Regions from separate parts of the Mus musculus genome. Here regions 2, 3, 4, 5 and 6 are each linked to region 1. The links are chromatin loops, found by intact Hi-C in ENCODE. Cell type or tissue: left cerebral cortex. All regions are shown on one strand.

What was found. Peaks named below come from ENCODE experiments on the same cell type or tissue, not always from the same donor. Only the 100,000 strongest peaks of a DNase experiment are listed, where the experiment ranks them.
Region 2: a loop joins it to region 1, with 2.4 times the contacts of the local background. A loop is called at or near these places in 2 of 42 quality-filtered maps.
Region 3: it touches region 1 in a loop (2.5-fold over the local background); 17 of 42 quality-filtered maps call a loop at or near these places.
Region 4: a loop joins it to region 1, with 7 times the contacts of the local background. A loop is called at or near these places in 10 of 42 quality-filtered maps.
Region 5: it touches region 1 in a loop (4-fold over the local background); 18 of 42 quality-filtered maps call a loop at or near these places.
Region 6: a loop joins it to region 1, with 4 times the contacts of the local background. A loop is called at or near these places in 17 of 42 quality-filtered maps.

The regions. Positions count from the first base shown.
Region 1 is chr7:92,738,936-92,743,935 of GRCm38, reverse strand. Rab30 (RAB30, member RAS oncogene family) reads right to left here and starts at 2,222. Exons shown (of 5, transcript NM_029494.2): 1 at 2,094-2,222. 4632427E13Rik (RIKEN cDNA 4632427E13 gene) reads left to right here and starts at 2,477. Exons shown (of 2, transcript NR_015510.1): 1 at 2,477-2,874; 2 at 2,960-3,230. In left cerebral cortex, a CTCF peak has its summit at 2,442; DNase peaks (open chromatin) are centred at 321, 982, 1,381 and 2,386; H3K4me3 peaks cover 3,955 bases; H3K27ac peaks cover 1,936 bases.
Region 2 is chr7:92,962,434-92,967,433 of GRCm38, reverse strand. No RefSeq gene overlaps it. Among named protein-coding and RNA genes, the nearest start is that of Gm40448, 88 kb to the right of the region's middle. In left cerebral cortex, a CTCF peak has its summit at 2,139 (motif pointing right); a DNase peak (open chromatin) is centred at 2,133.
Region 3 is chr7:92,871,690-92,876,689 of GRCm38, reverse strand. Ddias (DNA damage-induced apoptosis suppressor) reads left to right here and starts at 2,443. Exons shown (of 6, transcript NM_001355126.1): 1 at 2,443-2,549; 2 at 3,846-3,928. Prcp (prolylcarboxypeptidase (angiotensinase C)) reads right to left here and starts at 1,437. Exons shown (of 9, transcript NM_028243.3): 1 at 1,190-1,437. The coding sequence starts at 1,351. In left cerebral cortex, a CTCF peak has its summit at 2,155 (motif pointing left); DNase peaks (open chromatin) are centred at 1,487, 1,789, 2,152, 2,390 and 1 more place; H3K4me3 peaks cover 2,309 bases; H3K27ac peaks cover 1,937 bases.
Region 4 is chr7:92,559,085-92,564,084 of GRCm38, reverse strand. Ccdc90b (coiled-coil domain containing 90B) reads right to left here and starts at 2,936. Exons shown (of 9, transcript NM_025515.3): 1 at 2,450-2,936. The coding sequence starts at 2,549. In left cerebral cortex, a CTCF peak has its summit at 3,047; DNase peaks (open chromatin) are centred at 2,654 and 2,910; H3K4me3 peaks cover 1,704 bases; H3K27ac peaks cover 1,405 bases.
Region 5 is chr7:92,667,052-92,672,051 of GRCm38, reverse strand. It overlaps Pcf11 (PCF11 cleavage and polyadenylation factor subunit), which reads left to right and starts at 2,140. Exons shown (of 16, transcript NM_029078.3): 1 at 2,140-2,623. The coding sequence starts at 2,432. In left cerebral cortex, no CTCF peak of the experiment used is centred here; DNase peaks (open chromatin) are centred at 1,948, 2,867 and 3,094; H3K4me3 peaks cover 3,680 bases; H3K27ac peaks cover 2,221 bases.
Region 6 is chr7:92,864,518-92,869,517 of GRCm38, reverse strand. Ddias (DNA damage-induced apoptosis suppressor) reads left to right here. Exons shown (of 6, transcript NM_001355126.1): 3 at 2,819-2,947. The coding sequence starts at 2,835. Among named protein-coding and RNA genes, the nearest start is that of Ddias, 7.2 kb to the left of the region's middle. In left cerebral cortex, a CTCF peak has its summit at 2,744 (motif pointing right); a DNase peak (open chromatin) is centred at 2,758.

The DNA.
Region 1 (5,000 bases):
TGAAGCAGAAGCTACTCAAGACTACTTTGGGAATGACAAGAGCATTTTGTGTAAAGCATTTTGGCTGAACCATGGGACTGAGCAGTGCCATGGAAAGGAAGAGTCCCAGGCCTGCATGTCATTGTCCACATGCTCCCGGGCCCAGGTTATGTCTGCCATGGAAAGCACAATCCCAGCCCTGGGTGGGGGCTCGCTGGTGTCACCCTACCAAGCACAGATTCCAAGGGGGGGGGGGGGTAAAAATACCAGTACCTCTTCAAAGAGGACTCTGAGTAAAGATTCACACATAGCCTACATCCTCTAACTCCAGGGTTCCTTCCAGGACGGCAGGATGAAGGTGTGGAGGGCGGTGTGCAGAGACTGGAAAGTGACTTAGAAAAAGAGATGTGATACTCTCCTGCCACAGGGGAAATCCTCAAAGAGAAAGGGCAGTATTTACTACAAATAGACTAGGGGGAGGGGAAACGGAATCTGAAGAGATGAGAATTGGGTAGGGAAAGAAAGAAGGGCACAGAAGAGAAGGGCAGAGTGCTATTACAGAGCTGTAGGAAGAAGCAAATACAGCGTGCTGGTTTTCCCCCAAATCTAACCACTACCCGCTGCGCTCCCAATAAATCCCTCCACTTACAAAGCTGTCCTTTGCATTCGGTAACATGAAGCATTTAACAAAGTGTCACCCAGCAGCTCCAACTTTGGAGACCTGAGCATCTCAATTAAAAATGAATAAAATTGGTTCCCAGAAGCGAAAGACAGACAGTAAATGACTTTTCCTCTAAAGCTGGCAGAGGCTGTGAAAAAAGCTTTAGCCTTTTGGAGTTAAGCAAATACTCTGGCGGTTCTCCTTCTTTTGACATTCCTAAAGGGGGTGTGGTTGACCCAAAGTCCATTCATTTCCAAGGTTGTATATCTCTCAGCTAAGACTGGCCCCATCTGTTCCGGAGCCAGCCAGCTGTTTATCTCAAAGGAACATATTTATTGCAGCGTTCATCCCTGTAACTCTTAAGAGGAGAGCCAGCATCATACAAGTCAGAATGTTGCCTGCCTTATTAAACGTGTCAGTTCGTTGGAAAACAAAATTCAAACAAACAGCACACTACCACGCTCCCTAGTTTCCCAGGTCAGGTTCTCTGTCCTTGGATACCTTTCATTAAAGTCCAGTAACGGGGTGACACAACATTCAACTTTTCCTTCCCCTAAAGTGTTAAAAAGAAAAAGAACAAGAAAGCACCCAGGTTCCTAATCGATTCCGTCTGCAAACCGTTATTTCTGAGTGGAGACTAAGCCTCAGAAACGGCAGCTTGTTACAGTACCATTGTCAGTGGCAAGAGCCTATCGCGATGTAATTTAAAACACTCACACAAGCACAAATTCTACTTCCAAACCATCCCGAATCCCGCAGTCGGGAGAACACAAAAAAATGAAAACGCTTAACAAAAATGCAGCTTCTAGCAGCCGAAGAGATCCTTCCCTAGACACGTGAAATATTTCTGACTGGCACGGAGTGCACCATTAAAGGACACTGTCACCTCAAATCAGCAGGAAAAGGCGAGACAAACGACACAAACATACAAACATAAAATAAAGCCCTACGAAACTTAAGCGACTCAAGAGAAACCTGCTCATCTTAAAAATAGTGTGTGCTAGTCCAAGCGACACAAATGTTCTCAAGAAGTACGGCCACATTAAATTACTGTCTCCATTTCTCCCCACACATCACCCTTTCCCACTCAAACCTCAGCACTGGGGTCGTGGAATGACAGGACTGCAGTCCCCCACCTTTGCCCTCCTCGTGTTTTCCAAGTGCACTTCCCAACATCCTTCCCAGCCCAGCCCCCTCTCCTAGCCTTAAAAAGGTTAAAGGGAGTTGAAGCAAGGAAATTGGCAGGCACCAGTCCTCTGGCGGGGGCAGGTTGCAGGAGTTGTTCTTTGCAGTGACCCAAATTGCACAGAGCTATTTAGCTCTTAGCAGCGCCGGTGAGAACCTCCCGAATCCATACCCCCATTCCCGGCCCCATCTTCTCAAAAGAAAGCCTTGAGAACTAAGCGGGAGGGATAACTTGGGAAAACGATTTGAATAAATCACTTCAACTCACCTGGTTTGGGATTTTTCTCCCCACCCCAGGCATAAAAAGAAATGATATACGAATGAGTCACGCACGCAAGAGAAGGTGCTGCGGTGTCCTAAGTCCAAGGACTGGAGTCAGTCCCTGCCCTGGTCCTGCTGCTACTCAGGGCTCAGCTGGAGCGAGCGGCAATAGCGAGCCCAGCAGCAGCAGCGGGGGGGCGGGGGGTGGATAGACCGTAGCACAATGAATGCAGTAGGGTTTTGCAATGACATCATCCCTCTGTCCGAGCGGCCCCAATAGCCATGCTCCAGAGCTGTGCACTCTGGGATCTGTAGTCCTTTGAAGTCCGGGAGCGACGTAGAGGCTACAGCTGGAACTACAATACCCAGGATGCTCTGGTCAGAGCGCCCAGAGAAGAACTGGACCGGCCGCCATGTTGGAGCCCTGGAGCTGCGGCGAGCCGAGGTTTCGAGGGGCTCGTGGAGCCGAAAGGTGGCATGGTGAGAATGGTGAGGCTAGGATGTAGAACTTGATAGCCTCGCGCACCGGCTAGGACTGAACGGAGGCTACACTGGGGACCTTCAGGGCTGTCGAGCCAGAAATGCCATCGCGAGTCGGAGTGAACCGCAACCCGCTGGGGTTGCACAAGGCCTCGCCACCCCGGGACACAGGGAGTCGCTTTACTGAGCGTGGAGAAACCCTTAGACTTCCTGGGGAGACTCTCTGGGCAAAATGTGTCTTTGTTGTGGTGTGGGGACTCGGGACGACGGGCCTCGCGCCTGTAAGACGAAAAGCTCGCGTGCACCCTGTGAGTGGAGCTAAACCTAGGTTATTTTTATTTATTTATTTTTTGCCTTGTCATTTTTCTTAATCCCTCATGATCATTTCCTCAGGTGTCAGACCCCTGCTCCCACCACTGAATTTTCGTTCGGTCGTGAATTGCAAAGGGCCTCAAAGAAATCCTTTGCTAGATAATGTGATCGCGAAGGGTTGTGGAGCTTGGCCCTGAAACTGACAAAGGAAGGATCTACCAAAAGAAGTTAGCACCTAACCTTTCTTACCCCACCAGCGAACGTAAACGACATTGAAAAGGGACTGCAAGTGAGCAGTCTTTCTCGACTAACGCTAAATGAACTGTGCTAAAATACTGCGTATATTCGAAGTTGATAACTGTGGAAAACTTCCCTTTTCTTTTGTTACCTATATTGTGCAAAATAATGTGTTTTGTTGTGACATCTTCGTGCAGATAACGTTAGTTAACACATCATCCCCTTCCCTTAACCACTTGGTACCCTTACCGATGAAAATACATTCAGAATACTTAAAGAACTTTTGAGCCTATTTGCTCAGCATCTCAACACCTTTTCTCCAGTAACTCAAACAGTACTGTGTGTTTGTTTTTCAGGTTCTGAAGTTCACTATAGAAAGATGCCAAAAGACCTACTGAGGGTCTCTGAAAAGTTAAAAATGCTGATATGCGTAATTTGAGTGTTTTATTTTTCCCCTCCTGAGCTTTTCGAAGGAGATGGCTAGCTCGGTGGTGAGGATTCCCACAGCACAGTCAAGACCCTGGATTGTATCCCTAGCACTGGTCTGTTTGCATCAGTGAAAATATATACGGTGCCTCTGTTAGAAATTAATAAAGTTCCAGTAGGTCTTCCTTTCAAAAAGCTAGGCAGGCTGCTTTTTAAATTTCCAAAACACAACAGGAACCTTCAAAGATATATGGAGATGATGGTACTTAAAAAGGACGTTTTTTCAAAGATTGGCTTGTGGTGTGAGAAGCAGCCACAGAAGTGGCAGATGCCATTCTTGTGGATTCAGCAACGTGAAGCCTCAGAAATACTACGCTCTTCTGCTTGTAATGTTGGTAAGTACCAGAAGGAACCAATAGCTACCATTTTCTTTCTGTCCTTTGATGGAAATGTAGAAATGGTTCAAGCTAATGAATCTTTGTTTATATGAGCAGTAACCTTCGTTTGAGTTATGTGGAAGACTGATTTATTGAAAGAAAATAACAGGATGGGTGAAAATAGTGTGGAAAATGGGGGTGATATAATGTAATGGCTTCTATAATTTGTACGTGATTGAGTACTTTGAAGTATTTTAGCCTTCTCTATAGTGGGTAGTCAACCATAAATGCATGGAAAAAATATCAGTGTCTTTAGAAAGACTAAAAATTAAGTCTCAACTTTCACAGGAAAAAAATTCCATATTTAGAAAGTTAAGGGAAAACATTTTACCAGAAAAAAAAAAAAGTATCTTTAAGACCTCCTCTTTGATTATGGTAAATACCATACTCCCCATTTCTTCAAGTTGGCACAGATAGGCACACCATTAGATTTGCCAAATATGGTTTGGGGAGTTTTTAGGGGTTTTTGTCCCCCTCGGAGCAAATCTTTACTTCATTTTGGATAATAAAAAAACTAAAATTTTTCGTAGTTTAGGCGTTCTTTCACGTAGATTTTTGCTGCTGGATTTCCTGCATGGCTTAAGGTAAATGGAACAACTGTCTCTCAAAATTTGAAATCTAAATGACATCAGATTTATATTAATTAATGGCCATCTAGAAAAGCAAGCTTTATCTTACCATCTTATTTCTCAGATTTTAGCAGGCTCGGATAATTAAAGGGCACTAGAAAACATGTCTTTGCAAGGATATATGCTGATAAACTATATGTGTTAATGAATATAGCCATTTCCAGAAATTTAGGTATGCAGAGATGCTCAACTGTAACCATTTATGTAAGTAGGTATACATTCATAGTCTTTAAGAATTTTTGATGATGCTGTGTGTGTGTATATGGTCTTGTTATAAACTGTAATCCTGAGTTGTATCTCTTTTTTTATACGCAGCTTTATTGAAATGAAATTCACATATGCCCTTCACCTACATAAAGGGTGCAGTCCAATGGGTTTTAGTTTGCTCAGAGT
Region 2 (5,000 bases), 220 kb before region 1:
CTAATCATTTGACTTAATGAAATAAGAAAAGTTGGTTATGATATTGTCAAATCCTCACAGGCATGGCCTGGGAAAAGAAGTACACTCTGGGCATGCACAACAGTTCTTTCTAAAATACGGAGAGAGAGAGATTCAAAAGATGCTTCCTGCTTCACGATATGGAAATGTGGAAAGGACTACGGGTGGGAAGTACAGGAAGGAGCAGGGACAATCTGCAAATAAAATCTACAATGGCAAAGATACATGTTTGCATTTTCTTCCTGATCAAGAATGAAGTATACATCCAGAAATAATATGATATCTATTAAGCATAGTGGGTGACAATTTGGGGCTTTGAAGATGAGAAGGAACACAGAGAAACTGCTCAGTGCTCTCAACCACCTGGCCATCTCTAGTCAGAATTGGTGCTTTGGTGTCCCCAAAGCTAAAAGAGGGCCAGAGAACACATAGCTTCTCATTTATTTCCACTGTAAGGCCTTTTAAGGACTTGCTTTGTTACTTTCCCTTCATTCTCCCGTACATAAATAAATAAATAAATAAATAAATAAATAAATAAAGGATGTGAGAACTTTAGGGATCAAACAGCCACAGAGGAATCAATACCCCCAGATGATCATGTGGCAGTGATGGGGAATAACAAAACTGTCCATAAGGAAAATGACTCCAAGAAGCTGGAACCACCCTTCCCTTCTCTTCACCAGCAACCCCAGAGATCTAGTTTCTTCTGCTTCCTTGCTTGTTTCATTGTGTTTGCATTTTGAGAAGTAATCTTGAGGCCTCAAACATGATTAGCCTAAGCTCTCCAATAAGTTGCACACCCTTGTCTACTTTGACAAGGAAGGTGGAGATTCCTCAGTTACCCTGCAACTGAAATCATCCCTCTATGTAATGATGCCTTATTTTTCACACATCCTTTTCCCTTGACTCATCAGGATACAGACTAGTACGCTCTTCTGTCCTAATCTTGAGGAGACACAAAGAAGCATTTGTGAAAGAGAAATTGACAAAAAGAGGAAAGAAGAATATAAGTATAAGAATAGGAAAGGGGCTGGGCAGTGGTGGCGCACACCTTTAATCCCAGCACGTGGGAAGAAGAGGCAGGTGGATTTCTGGGTTTGAGGCCAGCCTGGTCTACAGAGTGAGTTCCAGGACAGCCAGGGCTACACAGATTAACCCTGTCTCGGAAAAGAAGAAGAAGGAGAAGAAGGAGAAGAAGAAGGGAAGAGAAAGAAGGAGGAGGAGGATAAGGAAGGAAGGAAGGAAGGAAGGAAGGAAGGAAGGAAGGAAGGAAGGAAGGAAGGAAGGAAGGGAAAGAGGAGGAGGAGGAAGAAGAGGGGGAGGAGGAGAAAGAAGAAGGGGAGGAGGAGGAGGAGGAGGGGGAGGAGGAGGAGGAGGAGGAGGAAAGGATTGGTGAGTTGGCTCAGCGGTTAAGAGCACTGGCTGCTCTTGCTGAGGTCCTGAGTACAATTCGCAGCAACTATATGGTGGCTTACATCCTCCTATATAATGAATAGTTAGCTTGAAAGGCAAGATGAAAAGAGCTACCACAGTGCCCATATAAGACAAATATTGTATTAATAAACATAAAATGAATACAGTCCAACAAGACTGTTTCCTTCATTTTTCTGAGGATATGATCGTCATTAATATTATATTTCTCATATGTTCATAAATACGCTGTAATTTAGCAATTAGAGATTGAGAAAATTGGAGATGTGGTTGTGAACTCAATAGTAGCACACTTGAGAAAACACTGTCTGGTGGGTAGTGGATTTGAACACTTTTCTATTACTCTCAGGTTACTGAAGTGCACAGAAATCTCCTATGGCAAAAGACTGGGACACCGAGGAAGAATTTCATTCGAAGTTGACAAAATTTTGTGAAGGCAAATTATTCTCTGCTAATAAAACAGAGTTGCCCATCCTTGGAACACCTAAAACATTGCAACAGCCAAAAATTGTGTGTTCAGTCACACAGAAGTTAACAGTTCCATCTGAAAAAGATTCTAGAGTCTCAGTTTGCTAAATAACTCTGGTAATCAATTGAATTCCCATGGCTTCAAGAAGGTTGAACCACTGTACCTCTCAAGTAGCTTGGCTATGAGCAAATACATAAATGGCAACAATTTTTATACCACCAGAGGGCACTGTTGTATAAACTGTGAAGTGAGAACATGTAGTCTGCTTTGCTTTTAATTTATGAATCATAAAATTTTCCAATATACTTTATGCTTTAAATTTTTATTAGCATACATACATTATATAAACTGATGGTATCTGAAAGAGAGACAGACAGAGACAGAGGAGTAGATACAACCTAGAGAGTTGGCTGGGAAAAGAAATTTTGATTGAGAAAATACTCCATCAGATTGCCTGTAGGCAAATGTGTCAGCCATTTTCTTGATTAATGATTGATGTAAGAGAGCCCACCACATTGTGCCACTCCTGGGCAATCAGTCCTGGGTGGTATAAGAAAGCAGGCAGAGAGAGCAAGCAATGGAGGGCAGGATAGTAAGCATTTTTCTTCCATGGTTTCTGCCTCCAGGTTTCTTCCTTGGCTTCCTTTATGGATGGTTATCTGGAATAGCAAACCAAGTAAACCCATTCCGCCTCGAGTTTCTTTTGGTCATGGTCCATATTGCAGTTATGGAAAGTAAACCAAGACAGGTTGATCTCACGTAACACTGACTATACTCACACCTTCCCACCACCTCCTCCTGCTCGCCTGTTCCTCCTGTTCCTTTCCCTAAGTAATCCCACTCTCCTGTATGTATCATCTACATCTAGGCTCTACATAATGGGGAAACCTGTAAAAGTTTCTGTCTTTCTCGGTCCGATTTATTTCACTTAACATGGTGAGTTCCATCCAGTTCCATCCACTTTCCAGAAAATGGCATAGTTTCGTACTTCTTCTTCTTTTTTTTTTAAATTTTATTTATTAGGTATTTTCTGTATTTACATTTCCAATGCTATCCCAAAAGTCCCCCAATACCCTCTCCCCCACTCCCCTACCCACCCACTCCCATTTCTTGGCCCTGGCGTTCCCCTGTACTGGGGCATATAAAGCTTGCAAGACCAATGGGCCTCTTTTTCCAATGATGGCCGACTAGGCCATCTTCTGATACATATGCAGCTAGAGACACGAGCTCCGGGGAGTACTGGTTAGTTCATATTGTTGTTCCACCTATAGGGTGGCAGAGCCCAGTTTTGTACTTCTTTATGCCTGAATAAAAGCTCCACTTTGGATGGATAACACATTTTCCTCATCCATTTATCTGTTGATAGCCAAGTAGACTGATTGCATACCTTAGCTGTTCTGAGCACTGCTACAATGAGCAGGTTATACAGGAATCTCTGTAGCATGCACACTTTGGGTGTGTTCCTAGTATGTCTAGATCATAGAGTAGCTCCTTATTTAGTTACTCTAGGGGCCTCTATATATTTTCCATAGTAACTGTAGTAATTCACACGCCTCTCAGAATTGGATAGCCCCACCCTAATCCTTGTGAATGGCGGCTGATGCTCATTTGTTTTCTTGGCAGTAGCAGTCCTGTTGGAATGAGATGGAATCTAAGTGTGGTTATCAGTTACATTTCCCAGAGACTAAGACCCTTGGTTGTTGGTTTTTTGGTTTTTTGGTTTTGTTTTGTTTTTTGTTTTGTTTTTGTTGTTGTTTTTGCCACAAACCATCTCAACCGGGTATGAGGGTCCCTGGGACGAGGGTCCTGAAAGGCTGAGTGGGTAAGGATTCGGCGGTGACAAACAGAAACAAACACAAAGGCAGTTTGAATCTGAGTGTATTTTGCAGCTCTCAAGCAAGGGTTTTTATACATTAAAAAAAAAGTATTAAAACTCTTAGAAGATGTGTCCAGTAAAGCAATCATGAATATCATCATTGTCATTTGGTACAGTAAAGCACAAAACTCATCCAAATATTACAACTCTGAGAAGATGTATGCACTGGGGCAGTCATCCAAAATGTGGGGCATATTTCCAAGAACAGGTTAGTAGATATTTATGGTCACTTATTGTTTAACATCTAATGCCTGATTTTTTTTTGTAAATCTTCAAAGCATTAATTTAAACTATTTTAATTATTTTTATTTAAGGCTTTCTTTACCATATACCAAAGCCTACTTCTGATGACACACTTGAAGCCATATGGAATTATGTTGTTGGGAAAGTTTTTGTCTACCATAATACTATTATGCAATTTTGTAAATGATTTATGAAGTAAAACACTGGTTTCCTGGAGATGAGGTCATGGCTAGTGACCCATTCTCAAGGGATGATTTCTTATCTATTTCTCTCGATTAAGATCTTATCCTAGGCTATCAGGAACATGTAAATAAGAAAAGGAATAAAAGAAAGTAAAACAGATAAATCGCCATGAGAACTATGGCTCAATATTTTGTTCTGGCTAAGAGCTCCACAACTGGTTCCAGGAGGCCTCTTTCTTTTGAAGTTTTCACCTCAGTCTGTGGAACTTGTCACACAGATTCTACTGGGGTTGGTGTGGCAGTTCTTATTGCTGCATGAATGTAATATTTCCTCTCAACCTTGATTTGCATTCTGATAACCCTTTCTTATGTTTGACCTGGTCTATTGGTGATGCATTCCATTGTGGTTTCTTTTTAATTTTTAATCCCTGTTTATTCACTCATTCATTTATTCCAGAATCCTAATCCCTTGAAGAATTTTATGACATGTTCTTTAATATCTCACCTATGTTGCTGACTTTGTCATCCATTCTGACTTAACTTTGGTGGGGAATTTTCTTATTTCATTCAGCAGCATAAGTCCTCTGCAAAGTTGTGGACCATTATAAAATTTTTAATTCTTTGACTTTTGTTTTGTTTTGTTTTGAATATTCAGAAGTTGTGAGCTTTTGGAGGTGTCCTATTGGCCTCCTTCTTCATATTTTCTTGTTGTTGTTGTTGTTTTGTTTCTAACTTGTGATTTTTGCGAGTGTTAAATGTCTTTCAGGGGCTTTCTGGGGTT
Region 3 (5,000 bases), 130 kb before region 1:
GGTCCTGCCTCCAACTTCTCAACTTACAAATAAGCCGCTGTAGAAATTAAAGGGGCCGTTCCAGAAAGACTTCTGCTACCTCAGCTAAATTAAAATGTTTGCTTGCTTTCTTCCTTTCTTTTCTTTTCGTTTTTCTTTTTTTTTTGAAACCCAAACTTAAATTTCTAGGTCTTTTTTTTTTTTTTTTTACTTCAAAACTAAATTGTTCTACAACCCCATGTCTTCCCTCTTTCCCAAATTCCTACCTAGTCAAACGTCCCATCAATAAGCATGCCTCCATCGGTAACCTTCTATTCAGGGCAGCTACTCTGCTAGGGCTTATGGTTCTTAGCTGCTTCAGTTAGTCATCACTGCAACCTTCTGCAGTAAGCCAAGAAACTTGGCTCAGAAACTAACTGTAACTTGTCCAAGATCACAGAGTGAGGCCAGAATCCTGATGTGACTTCTAAAGCCAAGATCAGACGACTGTACTCTTTCTAATCCCAGTGCCTTGTGCATTCAGGCCTCAGAGACTCCTAGAACTATAGAATTATATAGCCTTGTCATTTCAGAGGACACAGGTACTTTTCATTCAGACCTATAGGGTAATGACCTATGGTCTCATGCTGCCACCAAATACAAAGGCATTGGAGAAGCCTGTCTTAAAACTGTGAACTCAAGTTCAAGACCAGAGAGACCTGATCCTTGCACTCACTTCAGATGGGGATACAGACCTTTTAGCCTCTAAAGGTAACATTTCAGCTGAGAGAAGCAGTTTAGTGAAGCGATACATTCTTATGTAATGGGTACATCTGAATTTGTGTTGAGAGACCTAAAGGTGAAGGTTAGCCTCCATACCTAAGAATTTGAGGTGAGAGGTATGGGGTCAAAGGTTAGTCTCCATAATCTGGTTTTGGCCAAGGTAAACAAAGAGTTTAGATTGAGGCATTTCCTAAAATGAAGAGTTAAAAATATGTATCCTGGACCTCCAGAACTGGAGGGATAAATTTCTCATGGTCTCTGTTGGGAAACACTCGAATAATTAAGGCTTAAGACCACCCTCCAGAAAATGTGAACTAAAACCAAGTCAAGTCCTAAGTATCAGAGTCTGAATTTTGGAGTGGGCGGCGGTGCTCCAACAGCCAAGCAAGGTATGGGCGGGCGGTTGGGACGTGGGACCTAGAACCCTTACTCCCCAGCCTCTGCTTACCTTCTGTTCGAAGTAAAGAACTGAGTATTTACGGGCTACAGCAGGGTCGGGTGTGGGACTGGCTGACAAATGCGGGCTGCCGAGGGTCTTTAGCCTAGGCGGGATGGTTGTGGCGGCCCCGAGTAATAGGAAAGACAGGAGCAGGAGAGCCCGGCAGCCCATGGCTGGGGATGGCAGCCACAGTGTGGGCGACTAAAGAAAGAGAGCCACCAGCAGAAGCGCAAAGACTAAGCCGGGCCCAGCTCGTAGCTCCGCCCGCTGCAGACCAGCTCCTCCCCCGGGAAACCTAAAACCAGGCAGCTCCTGGCCCCAAAGGCGTTGCCTCCACACTTGCCACTCGCCATCCTCCTTCTCCCCGCCCACCTCCACTGAGGTCACACTCTACGTCGGCCTTTACTACGCAGGGTTTTGCCCCATCCTTATCTATGGCTCCCCAAGCCCTATCGCTACCCTAGGTTATGCCATATCCCCGCCTTTATTGCCACCATCACACTGTCCCCGCAACCTCAGTCCCACGTAACACCCCAGCTCTCCGCAAATCCCTTATAATGGCACGGGGCGGGAGGAGGAGGGAGGGAGAGTGAGTCTATTGTCACCAGGCATGACGGCACACACGTGACCCACACTCAACCAGAACAGCAACCTTCCAGACGGAGTTGGACTCTCCCCTCTACTTAGGTGAGGAAACAAGTACAGGGACTCGATGCTGGGCCCCTCAAGTAGCAGGAAATGGAGCGAGGTTCACAGATCGCTCTGCCCCCTTCCTTGTAGGCCGTTCGGGCTCTTCGCCTCTGTTGTTCCCGCCTAAGCAGCCCCACCGGTGTTCAGTTCTCGGGTCACCCCCATCGTCCGCATTGCCCGCACGACCCGTCCCTCCTGTGGCCGCTGGGTGTTGCGCGCAGACTAAGCCTTCTCTAAGCCTCGGTAATCCATCCATGCTCCGCGATGGCGACTCCCTCTACAACAGCGCCCCCTCCTGTCCAGCCCGCGGCGCCAACTTTCATCCGCTCCCACGCCCTCGGCGTCCGTCTGAAGCCACTCCTTCCCACGCCTCGAGCCTTCCCGGCTTCCCTCGCACTTCGCCGAGAGAACTACCGCTCCACCAGTCGATGAAGAACGACCCTCGAAACCCACAGCTACCCCTAGCTTTACAAGAAGGGTCGCTTGCCCGGGGGTGGGTGGTGGGGTGGGGACACGCCCTGCAGGGCGTTTTCTGATTGGCTCTCCTGAAAGTCCGTCAAGACGGTCCTTCCGGCGGAAGAGGACGCGGGAGATTCGATTGCTGGCGTTTGGAGAGCGGCGGACCGAGCGGCCGGAGGGCGGAGCGGTTGCCCGGGCTTGTCTGTGTCCTTTGCCTCAGGTGAGACGCTGAAAAAAGGAGTTCTTGGGGGGCTCTAGGTGGAGAGACTCCTGACGAGGCGCTGTAACCTTGCACTCCGTATGGATTGATTTCAGGACTTCTGGCCGTAAACGCCGGCTACGAGGTTAAACGGGAAAGTCAATACTTTTCATGTTCCTTGGCGAAGGTTTATCAGCACTTTACTGTTGCTGCGGATCCCCAAAAACCCAGAAAGGAAAGGGCTCGACTTTCAACGGGGGCATAAAACTATGTCAGCAGGTTACTGTGCTAGGTGCTGGCAAAGATGGTTTGTTTTATTTTTTTCAGATGACTTTGACTGCCCAGAGAAAGTATTTTACTGAGTAATGTACGCAGTCCAGAAATTGAAAGGTTTCTATTTTCCCTGCTCTCACGAACCCACACCTGAGATCCAAATCCAACTCCCCACTGAACACTGCCACTACCATAATCTAACCTGTGACAGCTGCATGCAGTGACAGTAGTAGCCTCCAAGACCAGGCAGATGGGTGAAAAATTCTTTACCTAGATACTCACCACTTGTTTTAGAAGCTTCTGTTTGTCCCGATATTTTTAAGTTCAAAATCTGTAACTTAGGTTAAAAGCTCTTTGGCCTTGCTTGCCTCTCTAACTTCAGTTCTAGACCCTGTCATACCCCCCACACACACACACACACACACACACATATACCCTCTCAGTGTGGGAGGTGAAACCCAGGATATCACACACACACTCTGTTCATGACATACTGAATTATCCCGAACCCCAGATTACCTTGTGTGTTCCTCAAAAGCACCACCCTCTCAACCTCCCAAACTTCTTTTTATCCCACCACACCTAAGGCATGTTCTGACTCGTTAGTAATTGCTTAGTTTGTAAAGCCGTTCTGGTTTGTTTTGCTTTATGTTTTATGTGTGTGAGTTAAGATAACAGGATTTTTTTTTGTTGTTTTTTTGTTTTGTTTGTTTTGGTTTTTTGTTGTTGTTGTTGTTGTTGTTGTTTTTTGAGACAGGGTTTTTCTGTATAGCCCTGGCTCTCTTGGAACTCACTTTGTAGACCAGGCTGGCCTCGAACTCAGAAATCTGCCTGCCTCTGCCTCCTGAGTTCTGGGATTAAAGGTGAGTGCCACCACACCCGGCTCCAAGATAACAGGATTCTATACCCAAAACTGACCTTGAACTCCCTCTATCATCCTCTATTTCCCAATTGCTAGATTTATAGGTATGTCAAGGCTGGCTTCTTGACCTTGCAAAAAATGGGATCACTGAGCACTCTGTCATTTTTTTATTCGCTCCTCAGATAAAATTTTAAGTGCCTCCATTATGCCAAGAAGGGCCAGGTTTTGGATGACTTCAACTAACAATAGAGACTGCTGTCCTAGGGTAAGTACCCCACCCCCACCCCCTTTTTTTTGGATAGGATTAAACCGAATAGCAAAGTTGAGTATGGAGACCTGTATGAATAAGCTTAGCACTCGGGAGGCCAAGTCATGAGAATCTCTAGTTTGAAGCCAGCCTGAGATTCAAAGAGACCTAAGGGCAACAGAGGAAAATCTTACCTTTAAAAAGATGGGTCTAGAAATCGCCATGGATCAGGAAAGTGCCCTGTAAAGAGTTGATACTAAATTGGTGACTGTGACTTGGCTAGGAAAGGGAGGGAGGGGAGGGAGGAGTCCCAGTTATCTAGCCACCATGGGGTTGCTTTGGTGTGGTTTTTGAGACAGGGTCTCTTTATGTATCCTTGGCTGGCCTCAAACTCACAGAGATCATCCTGCCTCTGCCTCCTGAGTGTGGAATTAAAGGCTTAGACCACTATTTCCAGCTTTGTTTTTTTTTATTTTTGAGAAAGAACTGGAAGTTGGGTGCATAGGAAGATGGGGAGGGGGAAATATAAAATATATTGTATGAAATTCTAGAAGAATAAATATTAAAAAGGAGTAAGCTGGGCAGGAAGCAGAGGCAGGTGGATCTCTGAGTTCAAGACCATCCCATACAGTGAGTTCTAAGATAGTCAGAACTTTATATAGAAAGATGATATCTCAAAAAAGGGAGGGGATGGGGGGATAAAAATGTTGGATATGACATGGCGTGTGGAGGGAGAGTTTTAGGTATCTGGCCATATGGCTAGTTAGAAATAGTATGACTTACTAAAATTGAGAGGATTTTGTGACAAGAAGGACTTAACAGGATTCAATTTTTGTTACTTATTAAACTTTGAATTTGTGAGACTTCTAAATACAGTTGACTCTCCTGTAAGAAGTGACATTATGGAAGTCTTTGCATTGTTTCATAGATACACATTGATGACTAGAACACGTTATCAGCCTGAACCACAACTAACTTCCTGGCTTGTCTGTTATTGTTTTACCTCAAATGCTCCCTTCTCCATGTCTGTCAGAAATACCCCAGAAATGATACCAAACATGGAAAAGCTGTTGTGTGTGCCAACGCTTTC
Region 4 (5,000 bases), 180 kb after region 1:
TCTGGCACCAGGACTTTGAGTGGGGAAAGTATCTGTTTCATTTCTCTGAAAGGCTTTTGAATATTCTCAATAAGCTATTATCACTGGTCTGATTGTGACATGAGCAATTTGATTCATAAGCACTCCTTAAGAGTCTATTTGATACCAGGCAGTGGTGGTACATGCCTTTCATCCCAGCAGAGAGGCAGTCAGATCTCTGAGTGTTTGAGGCCAGCTTAGGTGACAGAGCCAAGTTCCAGGACAGCCAGGGTTATACAGAGAAACCCTTTTTTGAAAAACAAAACAAGAGTACATTTGACATCTATACAAAACCCTACATACATCATTTTAATTTTTTCAAACTAATCTTGTATGTTTACAGTGAGATAGCAAATTCAAAATTAAAAGACTTAACAATTTACAAAATTTCTACTATAGATCTCTGGACTATCTTGTAGAAAATGACTCTTTTGGAAAAGGCCAAAATTTACTTTTTAAAAAGGCATATAAAATAGAGTTCACTAAATCTAATTATTAATTTATTGGCCGTTTTTAGAACTGAACCACTTCAAAGACATAACTGGTAAGTTTTCTTATTTGTATATTTGTATGTGGATGTATGTATGTGGGTGTGTGCATGTAGAAGTATGTGTGGAGGTCAGAGGTCAGCTTTCAGGACTTGGCTCTCTTCTTCCATCACATGAGTCCCAGGACCAAACCCAGCTCATCAGGCTTGGCAATAATACCTCTGCCTGCAGACTTATCTCGCCTGGTACCAGCTTGTTATTTTTCTATAAAAATTCAAAGAATTAAAGCATATATTCTCAGGGAGTAGGTGGTGGTACATGCCTTTAATCCCAACACTCGGGAGGTGGAGACAGGTGGATCTCTGTGAGTTCAAGGCCAGCCCGCTCTTCAGCTCAAGGACAGCTAAGATTACACAGTGAAACTCATTTCAAACTAACAACTCCAAAGAACATATTCTTACATTATAGTCTAGTGGCATAATGTATATGTTGCTTCAGAGAATCTTGGCAAATTAAATGAACTAACAAAAATGCTTCCTCTCCACCTGAGGACTGATTCAGTACTTCTGGTCATAAGGCTTGGCAATCTGTACTTAGAAGAATCAATCATCTGTAGTGTTTCTGATGTACTGCTAAGTGTGGATAGTAACAAATGAAGACTGCAGCACCATCGACAAAAACGTAGACAAATCACGGCTTCCTCTGCATCTCACCATCTACTTGAAAATAACTATACTGTGGTATTTCCATGGGATAAGGACCAACTTTCAAATTTGCTAGACTATTGACATTTGTCTATAGTAAGCAGTAAATACTTGTTACACTGAACAGGGACACAAACCATGCACTAATTTTAAGGGGAGACAAGATTTCCTCAAGAGTAACCAGACTTCAAGTGGAATAACTTGAAAATTGTACCAAAATATTAACATTTTTCTGGGGTGTTATATTTTTGGTAAAAGTACACAGATAAGTTGAGATTTGAATTATTTCATCAGATTCAAAACAATGCTACCCCTTTGTGTGTGAGGGCACACATACCTAAGGAGAGAACAGAGGAGGTCTTTGTATCCTGCTCTGTCATGCCCTTCCTAAGTCTTTGATAGGGCAGCTTTTATTGAACCTGGAAGTGGCTGGGGGTTCAACTTTGTGTTGTTATGCTTGTGTGCAGCACAAGTTTCTACCAGTGGACCCACCTCGCCACCCTTTTCTGAAAAGTCCACCAGAATGTGTATTTATAATAACTACCTAAATATGGATTCAAAGATGTGACTAATTCTAGCAGCTAAACAGTAGCCTTGCAAGGGCAGCCTTGATTGAAAGTCAGCGGAACAAATACAATTAAATAACAGGGTGAAAACAAAACAGTGGCAAACAACAAAACCACACAAGTGTGGAGGGCGGAGAAGTGTTTTTGGGTACTGAATAACTCAGTTTATCATCATACACAGATCCAGGAAGAACGAAATGTGGAGGTTGGGATGCCTTTTACGGCGGAAAAACTGAAAAGCACAAGTATAAAAAAAAGCCTTGGAAATAGTTCTCAGAGTAAAGTAAGATATTCTCCAGGATATACAGACTAACAAAGTGTTTGGAAACGCATAGGTTCCAGGACACTTAAAAAACAAAACAAAACCCTACTATGTGATTTGTAAATCAGAACACCCGCAAACTACCTAAGAGTTCATAAATGGAGACGGAACCCCGCCCCGCGCCCCCACCAACTCAAGCCGAGAGGAGGCGCAGGTCCGCAGGGGCTGGGTCTAGGAGGAAGGAAGCCCTCCAGCCAGACCCTGTCTGGAACGCCCAAGACCCACCATCCCCGGAGCTCGCGGGTGGCTCTGCGCGGGTGGGCGGGGCCCTGCAGGGGGTGTGTCACTCTCGCGGACGCCTGAGCGGGCACACCCGCCCGAACCTTCTCCCTGAGCGAGTCTTCGTCTCACCTCTCCGCAGGGCGGGTGACAGACGCCCATGAGGAGTTGAAGTCCAGCGGATTCCGCCGCCGTCAGGGCGCAGGAACCGCCAAATCCAGCGGCTCCTCATAGTCTCGGAGCCCCGCAGGTCAGCAAGGGGAAGCGGAATACGCGTTGATTTTCGCTGAGGCTTTCGGACAATGAAGTCCTCTCACCATCAGGATGCTGGGAAATGTAGTTTCCGGTCTGTCACCAAAGCACCTACTTGAGAGGTTTTTCTTCTACAAAGCTAGGCCTCTTCACAGAGCCACACTTAACACGACTCAGAGCTTATCCCCCTAGCACATCGCCCTTTTCCCATCTCTTCCCGCCTTTACCGCCCTAAGAAAGCGGGGTCTTGGAGAACCTTCTGGCGCCCATTTGCGGGCGGCGAGTTAGTCCCGCAGCAAGCTTCCCAGACCGAATCCAGCGTAGCAGCATAGCATCATGGGACCCGCAGTCCTTGCTGCTGAGGATTGTGGGGATGAGACCGCGTTGTAGCATCGACCAGTGCCCGTGGAAGTCCAAAGCGTATCACACACTTGCAGTTTCGCGTCTCTCTGCTTGGCCCTCTGGTGCACTGGAGGACCAACTGTTTTAGGCCTTTTCTTCAGGGAAACGAAAATTCTCCATTTCCTGGGTCGGCATTGTTCATGATTTAACATTCTCCAACTTCAGTTACCAAAGTCATTGCCCCACCTGGTAAAACCTTGAAAGCAATGTACTAACTAGTCTGTCGCTTACCCAGATTGCAACTTTGTGGGAATCAGCTACCCACCAGCCACCATTTCAAGCACTGAAGCTCATTAAAAACAAAACTTGGTTCCCACCAGCAAGCACTTTAGTAGATTACACATAGAAGGAAATTAAAATGATTCTGTCGTGGGTACTAGGGACAGAGACAGGAGAGACAGTTCTCCTGGGCTGCCAGGTGGGTCCCTGGTATTCAAGCGAAGCACTCTAGACTTTAAAATATTTTCCAATTTCATTTTCAGAAATATCTGAATGCCAGCTAGGTTTAAAGATTAATAATTCGAAGAACAAAGAAAGAATTCCAACAACAATTTAAGTTCTTACTGTACAGGATTTTTTTCCCAGGCTATGTGGGGATTATAAGGATTTCTGCTCTCCAAGTGAAAGACCCACAACATGAGGACTCCCCCACGTTCTGACTCAGGAGAGGCGACACCCCAAATCACGCATGAGAAACGGTCTTGCTGCAAACTGCAAGAGGACTTTTAATTCAAGAGTGCTCTCGGGACCACAGTAATACACCACGCAGGGGTAGAGGTCCCTGGCGCCCCAAGTAGCTGGGTAAGGGGGTATTTAAAGGAAGAAACCACAACTCAAGGAAGTGGGGAAGGCATTGTTGGAAAATACCAAAGATACCAGTTAAGAGTCAAAAGGAAGTGCAAAGTCACAAGAGTCACAAGGAATACCTGGTAATTGTTCGGGTTATCTCTCAAGACAGTTTCTAAGAGCCCCTAACAATGGCACATTTGCATAGCGGGTTCCAGCAATGGTCAGGGGGGGGGGGTCAGGGTAACTTTCTTTGAATGAACACTCTTTGAACCCAGGAAGCGGTGGGTAGAGGAATGTCTGTTTTATGACTAGCATACCTTGGAGCATTGAGTCACATTCCCAAGCCTGGGCCTAAAGGCCCAGAATTTTGCTTTTATATTTTTTCACAAGAACTTGTAATAGAAAAACAGGAGAAGGTAGAGAATAAGGAAACAGTAATATCTTAGTATCATGTAAGTTTTTAAACAATTAATCTTCTAGTCCAGCTGAGAGTGGGATGTTGGCCATATTTGCAATAGCCAAGCTATAGAGAAAGCCTAGGTGCCCATCAACAAATGAATAAGAATTATTATGTGTACAATGGAGTTTTATTTAGTTATAAAGAAAATCAAGGGCAGGAGAGGTGGCTCAGCCATTAAGAGCATTGACTACTCTTCCAGAGGTCCTGAGTTCAGTTCCCAGAAACCACATGGTGGCTCACAACCGTTTGTAATGGGATCCGATGCTCTTTTCTGGTGTGTCTGAACACAGCTACAGTGTACTCATATACATAATTTTTTAAAAAAGGAAATCAAATTCATGACATTGGGGTGGGAGTGGGGGAACGGGAGAGTATCATATTAAGCAAAGTAAGGCAGATACACAAATACAAACATCCCGTGTGTTTCCTCATATGTGCAATCTAGCGGTGTGTATATGTAAGGCATAAAATAGAAGGGGAGGGACTATTAGGAAAGAGAAAGGGGAGAGTAGCAGGAGCAGGTAATGGGGACTAAACAAGCATAAAGTCATTATACTTTTGAAAAGGAATGCCATTACTAAACCCATCATGTGTACAGTGAATGTACACTAATAAAAGAATTTAGAAAAGATGGGAGAAGTAGGATTCAAACATGTTTTCAAGGATTTCTAGTAAGCAGAGATAATAGGACCCAAAGAGAGGGTTAGAGTGAGCAGGCACAAGTTATTAATCCCGTTCTTATTTGTGGCCTTTGCATACAATGCTTTTGAAGCTTGGAGA
Region 5 (5,000 bases), 72 kb after region 1:
CCGGATGTATGCCACCCTGGATTTGATGTCCAGTATTGAAGAGATAGAGAGGAGGGAGGGAGGAGGGAGGCATGGGAGAGGGAGAGGGAAAGAGAATGAGGACAAGAGAGAGAATATGAATATATCTACCAAACTGAGGAATTATTTTTTAAAAAACAAAATCTAAAAGTAGTACTGGGCACTGTGTTACAAGCCTTTAATCCCAGCAGAGGCAGGCAAAATGCTGTGAGTTTGAGGCTAGCTTACTCTACCCAGAGAGTTCCAGGTTAGCCAGGGACACAGTGAGACACTTTCTCAAACCAAACCAAACCATCCCCAAATTTTCACATTCAAAGGAAACCCCAACTCCTCAAACTCCAAAAGGCAGTTTAAATATCCAGAAATGGGCTCAGTCTGGATTGTAGGAGGATTTCTGGCAGTTATATAAAAGTCAGCACTCCTCAGGAACTTGTGAAACCAATTCCCCTCTGTCCAAAAGACATATGTGGTTACGTTGGTGCCTATCAGGATATCAAAGCACACAAATGCTGGCATTCAGGCTCCCTGGTACCACAAATACCTGTTACAGTCTTCAAAGTGCATGCTAGCATCCTAGCCCTTTTCTCCTCCTCAGGTACCCTAACCTCCCTCCAGCCCACAGGCTTCCATTCTGCCAGCTCCTCATTCTTTATAACCCTGCTATTCTTGCTGGTTTTTTTTTTTTTTTCTCTTCCTCTGCTCTGCTTTTCCTTCTCTTACCATCTTTGTCGTCTATCCGCCGCTATTCTCCCTTCTCTCAAAGACATCCATGGCCATGGTCTGATGGTCGTGTTCGGTTTATCTTTTTCTCTGCTCTGGATTCTCCAGATGCCATGGCAGTTCTTTCTTTATATCTACAATAAAAGCCTTCCCTTTAACCATAGCATGGAGTGGACGTGTCATCAGTTTGTGTGTGTATGTGTGTGTGCGAACTATCCCTCCACTGTGCTTCATAGTTCACTAAGGCTCTGACAAACTATTTGTTTTGTGTATCTTAAAAACCAGATTATAGAAATCTAAGGTATTTTTCCATATATCTCAGATGTATTTTTTTTTTTTTAAACAAGGTCTCTGTACGTAGCCTTGGCTGTCCTGGAACTCACTCTGTAGATCAGGCTGTCCTTGAAATCAGTGATCTCCGTTCTGTCTCTTTAGTGCTGGGATTAAGTGTTATGTTTTTTTGAGATAGGGACTCGTTAAGTAGCCCTGGCTGGACTGGAACTTGACATTTAGACTTGACAGGTCTCGACTCCAAGAGATCCACCTTCCTCTGCCTCCTGAGGGCTGAGGTTCAAGGCCTGAGCCATCAAGTATGGCTCAGATATTGTATTTATTCTAAGGCCATTTGGAAATGTAGCAGATTGAAGAGGTGAGTGCTATTAGGTTATTGTGAATACCCTTCCAGAAATGTGACTTCTTCAAAAGATCTCCAGCTCCTCTGGGAAAGCTTTTCTCACATAGCACCTCCTAATAAAAGCATTTTCCTGGGGACTCAACTCCTGCAAGCCTGTCTAGGTGCTTTTATGAGTGTGGCAGTTAGCAGGAGTTACTCCAGTCTGGATTCCGGGTAGGGCAGGCGTCTCCGCCTTAATGCCTGAGGGACAGCTGGCTCAGCGAGCCCCGCCCAGGCTCCCGGGAGCACCTGAGACGGGGCGACTGGCCTTGACTGGAGGCTTTCGCTCTTCCAGCTCATGCCAACCCCCGCCCGCACCCAGGAGGCAAGCGGGAGGAGGATGGTTGATGGAGTCGCCCAGTGGTTGGAGGAGTGCATAGGAAGGGGCCTGGTGCAGCTTTCATAAACTGGTTGGGCCGGTCCTCTGGAGCCTCCGTCCTCTACTGGCTTCCCTGGATGGGTTGTTATGGTAACAAATGACCGAACAGTCCCTTACGAATTGGCCAATGAGAGCCGACCGTCCTTTGCACCGCGTCTCCGAGCCGGAGGTGTTGCGAAAGCCGAGACTCGACCGAGGAAGAAGGCGGTGCTTGGACGTATTGCGGAAGGGCCGGGGGCGGGGCCTGTGACACGCGCGGGCCAGCCAATCCCGCCTGGTGTTTCCAACGGCCCCGCCCCTTACCGCACATTTCCCCTCCCCTAGTTCATTTCGCACGACGCAGCGGTTGGGAACACAGACATTTTCGGAGCTGGAGCCGCCACTGCCGCCGCCATTTTGTGTCTGTGGAGAAAGAAGCCCCGGCGGCGGCTGGAAGCGGACGGAGATTCCCCGTGAGGCTGCGGCGTTTCTTCCCCGAGGTTCCCCCTGGGTCGTCCCCCATCCCCCCTCCGTGGTCAGCATGTGGTGAAGCCGCAGCCGCCGGAGACCCGGGGAGCGAGGCCGAGGCGTCGGAAGGGAGGCGGGGTGTCGAGCGGCTTCAGCTTCGGCGGCGGCGGACCTCGGAGGGGGGCCGCGGCGCAATGTCAGAGCAGACGCCGGCGGAGGCCGGGGCTGCGGGGGCCCGGGAGGACGCCTGTCGGGATTATCAGTCGTCGCTGGAAGACCTGACCTTCAATAGCAAACCGCACATCAATATGCTGACCATTCTAGCCGAGGAGAACCTGCCCTTCGCCAAGGAGATCGTCTCTCTCATCGAGGCCCAAACCGCCAAGGTTTTTATACACCCCGCAGCCTCCTATTCTTCTAATACTCCTTGATTTTAGTGTCAGCCTCATCCCAGGTCTCGCTTCCATCCGAAGGGGGACGGAGTTCCTCCTCTCCAACCCCCCACCCCCGACTCGGGCTTGGTCTTTGGCCCCGGCTGGGAGCGTGGGCCTCTTTCGGGAGGGAGCGGGGAGGATGCAGGGTGGAGCCCCATTTCCGCTTACCAACTCCCTATTTAGGCCACCTCTGACTACGTCCCCACGCTCCACGCATCGGGGACAGCCTTTCGGATGGGGGAAATACTTAGAGGCAGTTGGTGTTTGGGGAGCGAAAGAGTTAAAAAACAAACCATCTTAAGCCCTTGGGAAGGTGGGGAGGGGCTTTCCCTCAGTGTCCTTTTTGGGGAATTGTGCTCTGTGGGTTGGAAGGAGGTGAAGGGGGACCTGGGAGCGAGCTGTCGGTGGGTTGGGTATAGGGAATTGGCCCCGAGTGGAGCAGCGGCCTGTTAGCTCAACATGGCGCCTGCAAAGCACATGATGCGAAAGGGAAGAGAGGAGAGAACCCATTCCCTGCCAGCCAGGCAGCTGCTCTCACCCGTCAGCCCCATTTTGGGGTGGGGGCTGTTGGATCAAACTTTTATTCTCCTCTCGGAGGGTCTGATTTTGCCCCAATGGTAGGAAAATTGGGCTGAGGATGGGGTTTGGGTGTGTGGGGGAGGTCTTATCCAACCTGTAGGTGGAGAATTGGCCCAGTGGGTAACAAATACTTGGAAGTTTCTTTGAAAAATTCAGTCCCTCCTTTTCCTATTCTCGTTTTCTCCCTTCCCTGATAGTGAAGGCTTGCTTTTCTTCACCCCTTGAGCGAAGTGGTCCTTTGCTACCTTCTGTTTTCCCTCTGGTCTTGCTCTTCTGTGGATTCATGTGGGAGCGATATGTTATTTAAGTAAAGTTACTGTTAAACTTAGTTTATATTGAGTCTTAACCGTTTCCCAATTAATACGTTTTAAGTTACTTTTCAAGCTTGTACTTAAGGTTTAGTTTTTTTTCTCTAGTTGTTAGTGATTGCAATTATCAGGATGAGCCTCCTTTTAGCAGAGTGAACCCCTTTTAAAAGGCCACTTTAACAACAACCACCAATATGTTGTTTAGAGACGGTTTCTGTCTAGTGTACAACTGAGTGGTCTGACTCTAATAAATGGTTTTGAAATGTGTGACTGGTATTATAAAATTTGTGAATAAAACATATAAAATATGTATTTGTCTTTTTTATTTACCTTTGTAAGGTGTAGAATCTGTTTCCAAGAATTTTTACTTTTGTGGTTGTGTGTTTTAAACAAAAGTCTTTAAGTGACTTGGGTTCATTCTTCTTTAGGTCCATCCACTCTTTTGGGTAAATCAGTTCACAAGATACACGGTTTCACGTGGTCCTTTCAAATCTTAATTTAAAGAGGGGGAAAAGGTTTTTTTTTTTTCTTTAAGGGCCCAGCAAATTTATCGTGTTCATTTTTGACAGCTAAAACAAGTCTTCACCTTTTCCTGTCGAATGCCTGTGAAGCAGCTGGTTTTTAAAAGTAGTATGAGGTTTAAGAAGGAAGTGCTCCTCATACCCAACTTTTTGTTGATAACTACATACATGTTGGCAGAGAAAATATACCTTTTTTTTCCTTGTTGAAGACTTAACATTAAATACCTTTAAAAAAAGAACAGCACTTGGATTTATAAGAACAAAAGTTTTCATACTATATTTTGGGTTTTGGTATTCACAGCACTTAATATTTAGCAGCTCAGATTGCATTCAAAGGAGACAGCTTCTTGCTGGTTTTAAAATGGACCTACAAGACCTTGGAGAACTGAAAACTTTATGCATTATGTATTTGTGTGTTTTGTTACACAAAGTGGTGAAAATAGGTGGACTACTTTTTCAAGTCAGTTCAAAGTTTTTGAGCACATGTTTCCTGGTTATTTTTGTAAAGCCAGACTAAGTGGCAGATGTAAAAGCCCCTGTGGGGAAAGACTCGTAACCTGGGCCGGGGTGAGGGGAGGGCTCGACATTACTTGGTAGCAACTGGCTTGGTTTAATGCTTCTGGGAGTATATGTTTGTGTCCTTACTCTTTAGCATCTCAGCAATACTAAACTAATGGACTCACACCTAATTTCAGTCTTCTCATAACAGTAGGAAAAGGGATATTACATGGAAGGACTTCACTTGTACAATAAAACAGTAGCCTATTGAACAGATTGTGGTGGTAAAAGAGCCTATTTAAGTGCAATGATTTCTTAAATGGTATAAAACAAGACATAAGGTGAAGACACAGCAAAAAAACATTTGACATGTTGGTACTTAATAGTTTGCCCCCACACAGTGGCTTTGTGAACCCTTTACTA
Region 6 (5,000 bases), 130 kb before region 1:
CCCACAGTGCATCAAGAGTAATTTTGGATGTCCACATAGAATATAGAATTCTGTATTGAACCCCCTAAATATTGGCCCACAATATAATGACAATGTTCAACCTAACCTAGTGGGCGTGGGAGACAGCTCAGTGGGTATCACTGCTTGTTGTATAGGCCTGAGGACCTGCAGAGCTACAGCAGCTAAGTAAAATCTGGGCATGGCTGTATGCGTGTGTGCAACCCTAGTGCTGGGATCGACAGTTCTGAGCTATACATTAGAAATATGGAATCGGTGGAAAGGAGCAAACAAATGTGAAGCATTTAGTAAGGCAGAAGCAAGAAGCAATCCCTTCCTGTGCTCCCGTAAATTACTAGGACATAAATACCAAGGAAAGGCAATCAAATGAGAAAAGGGGTCTGGAGAAATGGCTCAGTGGTTTAGAGCGCTGACTGCTTTTCCTGAGGATGCATGTTCAGTTCCTAGCACCCACATGGCTGAACTATCAGAGGCTTCCTCCATGAAGTCTCATCAACATGGTTGCCAAGACAAGACTTGAATCTGAGCTGTTAGCACGAATGATGGGTTTTTGGTGGACCCCTTTTCCTTATAAATTATATTTTAAACTACTTCATTTTCCTAGGTGGCAAGCAAGTCTAAGAATATATGGATGTGTTTGGCAAAACTTTGTAACTTAATCATGTATACCTAAGGTCTCAAAACAATAATAAAGGATTAGGGTTTTCTTTCTTTCTTTTTTTTTTTCCAAGACAGGCTTTCTCTGCATAAACCAAGCTGGCCTCGAACTCAGAAATTCGCCTGCCTCTGCCTCCCAAGTGTTGGGATTAAAGGCGTGAGCCTTGGATTAGCGTTTTCTATACTCCCTTTCTGAATATAGATAGGTGGTCTATATGTTTAACTTATATCTATTAACAAGTTTTCATTTTTAAGCCTTGATGGGAACTTTTTTTAATTGAAAACTTTTTTTCTTACAGTGTAGTCTGATCATGGTTTCCCCTCCTCCATCTCCCAGATTTTTCCGTGTTCTCCACCCATCCAACATACCTTTTTCTCTCTTTAGAAAACAAACAAGCCCAGAGGCCTAGGCTAAAACCAAATACTACTGTTCTAAATAATGATAATAACAACAGCTAGTAAATGACTCCTGTTGCCATTCTGCTACTGTCTGATCAGTACCTTGTTCAACTATCCCCAGAGAAGCTTCCTCCTGTATCTGATGGGAAGAGAACCCCACAGCCAGATAGGTATGCAGGGAATGAGAAACCTAGGAACACTCAGCCATACTCAGCCAGATGTTGCCATCAAATCCCTCCCCGCAGGGCTCAAGGAACCTGGTGGAAGAGGAAGCAGAAAGAATGTGAGAGGCAGAGGGGATGGAGGACTAATCAACAAGGTCAAGTCACAAGGTACATGTGAACTCAGAGGCTAAGAAAGCATATACAGGGGTACAGAGGCCCTTTGTTTATATGTTATGACTTCTAGTGTAGGGTTTACAAACCAATATGAGACAAAAATACTGACTTCATGTTGTGTTAACTATCTATTGCTGGGTATGGGATCTACCCTTAAGTGTAGCTTATATACCTAGCCAGACATCACTAGAAAAAGCGATGGGAAAAATCTTATTTTCGTGGAAATACTATGTCTTGACACAGGAATTTTTTTTTTCACTTCAGTTGTTACCTCCTTCCTGGTCCACCCTCCCACAGTTCCTCATCCCATTCCCACCTACTCCCCCACCACCCACCCCAGCCCCCAATCCAAGAGGATGTCCCCACCCCTTCACACTCCCCGGGGCCTCAACTGTCTCTACTAAGACATGACCAGGCAGGCTTCTGCTGTATGTGTTGACACGGGATTTGTAGAAATCTTTTACAGCTAACACATTTCTGTTAATGATCCTTGAAAAGCTATGCCTAACTGAATTTTACTCTGTCCGAATTTACTGATTCCAGTCTCAGAAACAGATCAGACATTTTTCCAAATTGATATAACTCTCTGAAAAAACATAAACTTCTTTTTGAAAGCATTTATTTTATGCTGTGTATAAGTTAATCGTTGAGGGGAAAATGGTAAGTCAATGTACAATTTAAAGAATTAAAAATGAAATTATAAAGAGTATTGCTTTTATATCTTTGACATGCTTATATAAACAAGGATTGTAAAACAAACAAAAACAACAGAAAACACCCTGACCTCTTAGACTAGGTAGCGTTCTTATTTGCTAAATGTCTTCTTTCTCTCTTCAAACTGTAAAACTCTACTCAGTGAAATCTACTAAAGCAGTTTTCAGTTACTGTCCCAAATACTTTAAGCTCCTCAGGATCCCATGAGTTCAAGGCCAACCTGGACAAAAAATTTGGAGAACTCCCAAAATCACAGCGGGGAGGAAGAAAGAAATTGGTTCATGGAAAATCCTTCCCATTAAAATTGTAACCACAACTTCTGTATCTTTTGTAAAAGGATGGGAACAAGCTAAGTGATTTCTCTACTAAATTACTAGAACAGACTGGTTGCTCAGAAATAAACATTCGGTTTTTCAGTACTTGATTACCATGTGTGTGTCCTGATTTAATCCCCAGTACAGAAAAGAAAAGCCAGTATTCTGACACTGCCTTCACTGATAACAAAACAAAAGATAATATTGACTGATTGCTTTTCATAAGAATTATATTCAGAAATATGAACTTCCAGCTGTAGGTTAGGAGAAGTTGATGATCTTTTAAACACTAAAAATGTCCACTAGGAGGCGTGGGAGAATGCTAGTCATGTGTGATTTAACATTTGCATTGAACCTCATGCTTGTTTTCTCTTGTAGGACAAAGTATAGACACATGAATAAAAGACGGAAATTCCTTTTTGCCTCAGTACTTGCTGTCCAGAATTGGAATTTTATATATCCATCATGTCAAAGGTGCTTCTCTAAGATAATCCTTGAGTCCAAAAGGTAAAAGTACAAATTGTTTAAGTAGACACTTTCTGTGACTCAGAGCAAATGCACACTAAATTCTCCAGACCAGAATATCAGATTCTCTTGGAAAATTTCAAGGTTGGGTCTTCTGTTAGTCTTAGAATAGAATTGAGGAGTAATTTAATTTCTAGAGGAAAGTTTTAAGAGTATTTGTGTGTGTGTGTGTGTGTGTGTGTGTGTGTGTGTGTGTATAAACTTAGTCACTGTCACCGTGCTTATTAGTACATATACAAAATGCTTGGAACCAGACATGTTTCAAACTCCAGAACTTTGAGATTTAAGAATATTTGCATAGACTTTGTTGGTTATTGAATATCCCAGATCTAAACGTGAAATAAAAATGCTGCAGAATGAATGTATGTTTGTTCATTAGTGAATGGTTGTCTGCATTTCAGGCTGTTCTGGAATTTGCAGCTCTGGTATGGTAACCCTGGTTTCAAAGCCTACAGCGTTTTAAGTCATGTCAGTGCTCCTGAAACTTTTGCAAGTACTCTGAAATTCAGAATTTTACATCAGATATGTTCAAATTCTAGTAATCTGTTGTACCGTGATAAAATCATTGTAGCCAAATACAATTGAGAGCCAAATACACACACACACAAAACATATATATACCACCTATCTTTGTAGAGTAAAAGTGAAAAGTTAGGTTTGGAGTTCTTTGTTAACTTTGTGTCTGGACATAAGATTAAGATGGTAGTAATGCCTAATAATATTTAAATAAAAGTAGTGAGCTATTAATTTTCACTAGTCATTTATTTGTCCAGATAGAATTGAATGGGGCATAGGGAGTAGTCAGGAGCCTTTCTTAAAAACACTATGGAAGTCTTGAGTTCATGCTGTATAAGAGTAAAGTTAAGTTGCTAACATCTACTAATGGTATGACACTGGGCAAGAGCTATAGATTCTGTGAGTATAATTACATATTTGTAAGGTTGAATAATAATATCTACAGTATGGAATAACTATATAGAAAAAACATACAGAAATCTAGTACAATACATGACATATATGAGGACTTCTAAAATGGCACCCATTTTTGCTGAAAATCTTTTAAAAGTATACTTTTCCTCTTTTAGTAAGTCATGATGGGTAACATTATTCAGTGGAGCCAGAATGCTTGAGTTTGATATGACCCCTGACCCCTTTTGTTTGGATGGTGAGAGATTAAGTAAGATAAGGTCTTACTCAGTGACCTAGGTTGGCCTGACACCGTATATCCCAAGGTAACCTCAGACTTGTAGCAGTCCTTCTATCTAAGCATCTCAAGTAGGGAGAATATAAACATTGGCCATCATAGCCACAACCATCTCAGGTATAGCTATGTAAGCATGCCCAAATCACTTACATAATTTGAACCTAAAACTGGACCAAAAATATCTACCTCTTGGAATTTTTATTTGGATCAGGGAGGTTAATATACATAACATACACAGAACATTTGTGTAATATCAGTAACATAGATGTAATATGCAGATGTAAAATATTCTTTAAACCTTGCTATATTCCAAGTGAGCTAGAGTATCATTTTTCTGTTTATTTTCTGTCTGGATAACCTGCCCATTGATAAAAGTAGAATGTTGAAGTCTTTCACTATTAAGGTGTGAGATTCCATGTGTGATTTAACCTTTAGTAATGTTTCTTTTACAAATGTGGATGCCCTTGCCCTTGGGTTATAGATGTTCAAAATTCAGACATCATCTTGGTGGATGAGTATGAAGTTTTTCCTTTGAGTATGAAGTGTCTTTTTCTATCTCTTTTGATTAATTTTGGTTGAAAGACTATTTTATTACATATTAGAATGGTCACTCCAGTTTGCTTGATAGGTCCATTTGCTTGGAAAACCTTTTCCCAGCCTTTTACTCTGAGGTAATGTCTATCTGAGGTGTGTTTCTTGTATGCAGCAGAATGATGGTGTGTGGTTTTGCTGGTATAGAGTTATTTATTTCCTCTGTTTTCTTAGGTGTCATTAGGCTAGAGATTTCCTTCTAGTATCTTCGTATGGCTGGATTTGTGGATAGATATTGTT